Regions from separate parts of the Homo sapiens genome. Here region 2 is linked to region 1. Evidence: read pairs that join two places in POLR2A ChIA-PET (ENCODE). Cell type or tissue: OCI-LY7. All regions are shown on one strand. Each heading gives the region's core, and the rest is flanking DNA. Links, peaks and the distances in the headings are about the cores only.

The links. ChIA-PET counts read pairs that join two places held together with the same protein. Peaks named below come from ENCODE experiments on the same cell type or tissue, not always from the same donor. Only the 100,000 strongest peaks of a DNase experiment are listed, where the experiment ranks them.
Region 2: POLR2A ChIA-PET joins it to region 1 with 10 read pairs; 5 of 35 experiments call an interaction of 5 or more read pairs at or near these places.

Annotation. Positions count from the first base shown.
Region 1 is chr21:34,873,380-34,876,299 of GRCh38, forward strand. All of the region lies in intron 5 of RUNX1 (RUNX family transcription factor 1), which reads right to left. The region is part of intron 1 of RUNX1-AS1 (RUNX1 antisense RNA 1); the gene reads left to right. Among named protein-coding and RNA genes, the nearest start is that of RUNX1-AS1, 39 kb to the left of the region's middle. In OCI-LY7, for the core only: no CTCF peak of the experiment used is centred there; a DNase peak (open chromatin) is centred at 1,502; H3K4me3 peaks cover 733 bases; H3K27ac peaks cover 911 bases.
Region 2 is chr21:34,965,509-34,968,428 of GRCh38, forward strand. The region is part of intron 2 of RUNX1 (RUNX family transcription factor 1); the gene reads right to left. Among named protein-coding and RNA genes, the nearest start is that of RUNX1-IT1, 72 kb to the right of the region's middle. In OCI-LY7, for the core only: no CTCF peak of the experiment used is centred there; no DNase peak of the experiment used is centred there.

The DNA.
Region 1 (2,920 bases), core at 288-2,787:
GGTGGGGTAGTTCTGCAGATGGCCCTGCCCATACATTCTTAATGATGGTCTTAAATCTCAAGGTAAAAGCCCAAATTAATCTAAGTTGAGAAATAAACAGGAAATGTACTTACATCTTCTTTGAGAAAAACACAGTTTAAATGGCTCCTAAATGAATGCTTCCTCACTAAGGAAATCAGAGGAAACGCATTTTCAGTCTAGCAGCAGAATGGCCGTGAGCCTCTCAAAGGAAGTTGCTGGGATTCCTCTATGGACCTCAACTGCCTGACACCTTCATTGGAGAACGTTCGGTGATGTCAAATGGAGCTCCTGAATGGGACATGCTGCCCAATATAGACTAACAGGGACTGGGCAATGTACTGGAATCCCAAATCAGTGCAGTGCAAACTGAATGCCGTCGATTGCTCTGTCTTCAACAGAGATCAAAATACATCTCCGTTGAATGTAGGACTCACAGCAGAACCAATGATGGAGTATGCGCGCTGCCTGAAGTCCAGGAATGCATGTTTATAAATACAGACGTTGAAGTGCTGCGATCTGTCCCCATGCCCCGCCAGGGAGCCGACAAAACGAGCGCATGTCATAGTATTCATAGGCAGCTCATTAAATCCACACTGCTCACTTATTAATTTCCATTAATTGCTTTATTTGGGCTTTAGATGAGAAGATGTTATTAGCATGAATTTAGTCCTCAAAGATAATTTGGCCCAAGAAGTCTCTCAATGGAAGTATGGATATTCTCATTCTCTCTCTCTCTCTCTCTCTCCCCCTTGCACACACGCACACACACACGCACACACACTCCACTGGCTAAGAATCAATGAAGCCTTCAAAAGCATACACTCTCCCCATATTGACAGTATATGATTATTCATAAACATCTCTTTACTGATCTGAACTTGTGTCATAATCATCTACAGAAAGAAAACAGCCTTAAGACAGTACACCGGCCAGGTACGGTGGCTCACGACTGTAATCCCAGCACTTTGGGAGGCCAAGGCAGGTGGACCACCCGAGATCAGGAGTTCAAGACCAGCCCAGTCAACATGGTGAAACCTCGTCTCTACTAAAAATACAAAATTAGCCAGGCGTGGTGGTGGATGCCTGTAATCCCCAGCTACTTGGGAGGCCGAGGTAGGAGAATCGCTTGAACCTGGGAGGTGGAGGTTGCAGTGAGCTGAGATCACACCACTGCACTCCAGCCTAGGCAACAAGAGGGAAACTCTGTCTCAAAAAAAAAAAAAAAAAAAAAAAAAGACAGTACACCATCTCTCCTTGTCAACAAGTAATTTTTCCTTAAAAAAAAAACAACAAAAAAACCAGAAACACAGAATATGTTCTTCTTTAGCCAACCTTCTCCACCCTCTCTTGCCCCTTGCCAACCAGCACAAAAAAGAAAATACAAAACTGATTTATTAGAACCAGAGCAGGGTTGCAGCCGTTGGCTGGATCACTGTTTATGTCTATAATGCTTGTTGCTGAAACAGGAAGCTCTAAAAATCACTCAACCATTATTTCTCTTGCAGGCACTTTCTGATTGATAGTCTTCTGTCCCGACCAAAAAGAAATGCCTCCACCAAACACAAGCCGGCTGGCAAGGAAGGGGTTGAGGGTGGGTGGAGAGAAGTACAGCTTCTGCCCATCAAACTATAAAATATTGTTCATACAAATAACCTCAATTTAAAAAAGCTGTGTGACGCCATCAGCAATGCCTGACACTTCACAAAATCAGCAAGAAAACTATGAAGGGATCAACTGCGAAACTGCCTGTTGCAAGCACAAGCAGTTTTCAAGAAAGCTTTTCCTGCTGGTCCTTGCCATGACTGGGCCACCCCAGGCTTTAAGCAGGGCAGGGAGCAACTTGCTTTAGGAAAGTGTTGCTATCCTTTTATTGGCAAATGTGAAACCGAAATGAGAAACTTGGTCTCTAGAGATGAATTCTACATCAGATCATGGAGGCAAGCTTTTGACCTGCCCGTCGAAAAGCAGCATTTGTTAGGGCTGGTTGAGGCTTGGTATATCAGAGACTGGGTCTTTATTCATCTATATTTGCTTGCAATGAGATCTGAATACAGATTTCAGTATATATATTATTTTAAAGTGTAGATCAGTATGTAACAGAAGAAAGTGGGAAAATGGGAGAGTTGATTTTAATATAACTCATGTCTTTTCCTTATATTCTCTCCAGGAGATCTGACTGCCAGTTTATACCATGAACATTACCCGTGAAACAACTCTGGGGTGGTCAGATGAATTTTTCCTTCTTCTATTATATGAATCTGTTAATAGAATAGAGAAGGACTGGGATCCTACGATAATACTGCGAGTCATTCAGATCATCTCTTGGTAACAACCGCTACATAAAGCCAAGCCATGTCTCTTTGTTTAGAATATCAGTACCGTTTATCCTTCCCTAAATGTACCTTCCCTTCCTCTTGACCACAGTCTTCCACTCACCTGAAGGGCAACCTCCCACACTTTAGCCCAAATAATGTAGAATAATTTAAGAATGAAAATGCCTTAAGCAACTAACATTACACAAATATGCAATAACCCAGATTGTGACAGGATAAATATTATGTCTGGGAAGATATTCACAGCAAGAACATACCGAAGGAATTTCATTGTATAAATGTGTTGGGAAAGGATACTATTTTGAAAGTGGGCAAGATTAAAGCTGCCAGGGAGGTCAATGTAAACACAAATTCCGCCAAGAAACTCAACGCCATCCTGACAGGCCACAGAACACTTGGCCTTACAGGGCTGGGTGTGGACACAGTACGAGGGAAGCGACTGTCCTTTCAATGACAGAATAGGCCCCCTCCCCTTTACCCGTGATGATATGTGGGCATACCTGATGGCCATCCAAAGGCCTGGCCAGTGGTTTCAAGGAGATCTACTTTCTTAATTAGACAAACCA
Region 2 (2,920 bases), core at 301-2,800, 92 kb after region 1:
AGAAAAAAACACGAAAAAGAAAAAAAGAGAAAAAAAGCTTTTCCCATTCATGGCAAAAAAATAAAAAGGATGTTTGGAGTGTTCATGCAGGATATTTGTATAAAGAACTGCATGTCCTTGTTTACTTTCTGTGGAGCCCCATTTCCTCCCTAGAATTCCTGGTGGTCATACTCACCAGTTATGGGACTCTCGAGATGAAAATCTGTGACACAGAGCACACACACACACACCCAGGCAGGGGAGTCCTGTGAAGCTGGATGCTCTGAAATCTAGGGCATTTCCGAATCAAGTATCTACCTCCTTGTGCCTTGCCATTCTCTGACCTGGCCCCAGAGCTGCAAAGAGAAGCTGAGGAGGACATTGCTAAGGGTCACACCTGGTGACACCTGTGTGGCCTGTGGTTAACAGTTTGGGAAAGTAAGCATCCTCACTGCTGCATGCCAGGACAGGGATGGCTATGTGCCAGCCACATCCCAGGGCGGTCTCGATGGAGCAGTCCCCTCCTGTGGGTCTCTGATGTCCCCAGGAGAAAGGCACATTGGTGAGGTCTCACATTCAGTTACATAGTGCTCTTGCATTTCTTACCCCACTTCATCTGCACACTTCTATACATTAGATAGAGCCCTGTTTTACAGATCAGAAAACTGAGGCTGAGAGTGGTTAATTTGCCCAAGATCACAAGGCAAGAAAGTAGTGGAGCTTAAATTTGGATTTTCATTATCTAAGTCCAAACGTTGTTCTTTACCTTGCATCATGAATAATAATTAAAATAATAATAAATGATAAGCAAACATTTTTCAAGGGTTTACTAAGTGCCTCACGCCACTTTAAGTGCATTCTATGGATCAATTTATTTAACCTTACAATGCTATGAGGTGGATACTTTTATTATCCCCAGTTAGCAGATGTGGAAATCAAGCTCCAAATGGTTAAGCCACTTGCCTAAAGCCACATGGCCAATGAAGGGAGAAGAAGATGCTTTGGTTTACTGCCCTGCTGTCCAGAGGAAGGCGTGAGGTAGCCCCCAACCCACACCCCCTCATTGACTGCTTTCAATGTACAACACCATAAGTATCTCACTCTGTCATGGACATTCAGAGAAGGCTTCACCCCACCAATCAATGACAACTTACTTTTTCCCCAAGGATCAGATAATTGATCTGATTATGCGTTTGCTGCAAATGGAAATTAACATCATTTGCCCTTCTATTTATTTTTGCTTTTCCCACTGAAAATGCTATTATGGTTATATACGCCATAAAAGAATTGTAGTAATGTTGTATCTACATTAATTTCCACCCAAGAGTTTTCGATTTTCACTTTTTATGGTGATGGAGGCTACAAACGAGAGAACTGCAGTGGCTGTAAATCGTTCTCTTCATGAAAATGTGCCAGATGAGGTGAAGGAAGGAGAGCGCAGGGGTCCTAAGAGTAAGGGCATATTTAAAAAATAAAAAGGTTATTCATGCAATTATCCAATTTCTTCAGTAAGTGGAAAAAAATCTTAGGGATGTAATGAAAACACATTCACAAACGTGTTTTTAAGAATAGTATTTTCCCAGGCCGGGCGCGGCGGCCAAGGCGAGTGGATCATGAAGTCAGGAGATCGAGACCAGCCTGGCCAACATAGTGAAACCCTATCTCTACTAAAAATACAAAAAATTAGCCAGGCATGGTGGCAGGCGCCTGTAATCACAGCTACTTGGGAGGCTGAGGGAGGAGAATCGCTTGAAACTGGGAGGTGGAGGTTGCAGTGAGCCAAAATCGCATCATTGCACTCCAGCCCAGGCGACAGTGTGAGACTCGGTCTCAAAAAAAAAAAAAAAAAAAAAAAAAAAAAAAAAGAAGAATAGCGTTTTCCCATTGAGCTTTCGTCTGGACTGATGGAATCATGGATGGACCCCTCACCAGGCCACCGAGACTCAACTGTGCCACGTCAGTGTCACGGGGGAGGCTGAACTTCGCCATCCAGCCCTGAACACAGGATCTCAGTGTTGTCTCAAATCAGCCCTTTTGCAGGCATGCACAGGGTGTCTAAGAGTCTGGTGTTAAGTTGAAAAGGTCTAATGTAGTGTTTTAAAGAGAAAAGGATTCTCCAGCCCCATAGTGGTGAGAAGTGACACAGAGTCACATTACATAAAATGACGAGGCCTGAGGTGATTGTGACAGTGAGGGTGACTCATTAATCCCAACACTGGGATCCTCTGAGCTCTCCCTAGCAGGGTCTCAAATGTTTGAGTGAAAGACTGCAGCTAGAAGACTGACAAAACCACACTGAACTCACTAGGGCAACTGCCTTTATTTCCAAGGCAGCTTCCATCGAAGGGAGTGGCAATTCATATAATCACCAATTGCTGAAAGACATCTTTTCCACGTCAGATTGAAACCAGTTTTGCAGCCTCCTTAATGTAGGTGCTGTGGCTGAGGCAACTAGAGAAACAGTGGACGCCTCCCTGGCCCCACTTCCCAGTGCCTTAAAGTCTGAGAAAAACACTGATTGACATTTCCAGGCTGCTGTATTTCCCTCACCAGCCCCAAACGCCCGATCCAGCTTCCTGCAACTGTGGCAAGGGCGTGAATGTCCCCAGGAGGCAGGTTGCAGAGTTGTTTAGATCCAGGACTGCATCCCAGTTTGTCCATCTGTGTGTCTATGTCTGAGTGGGCGAGTTGCTTCTCAGCTCTCCGCAGGACTCTGGTGTTGCTTGTTGCTTTGGCCTGGGGCTGATTCCTCCAAAGCAATGTGTCTCTTCGCAGAGTCTCTTAGAGCTGCAAGGCAGTATGGGATCATCAGAGAGGATGCTAGGAAGCTTCAGAAATGGAGGTCCTGGTAGAAAGGGTCCTTTGGCGTGGCCTCTGAAGAGTCCAAATGTGGGACAAGACCCTCCGAAAGCGGTGGCCTGGGGAGCCACAGGTGGGGCAG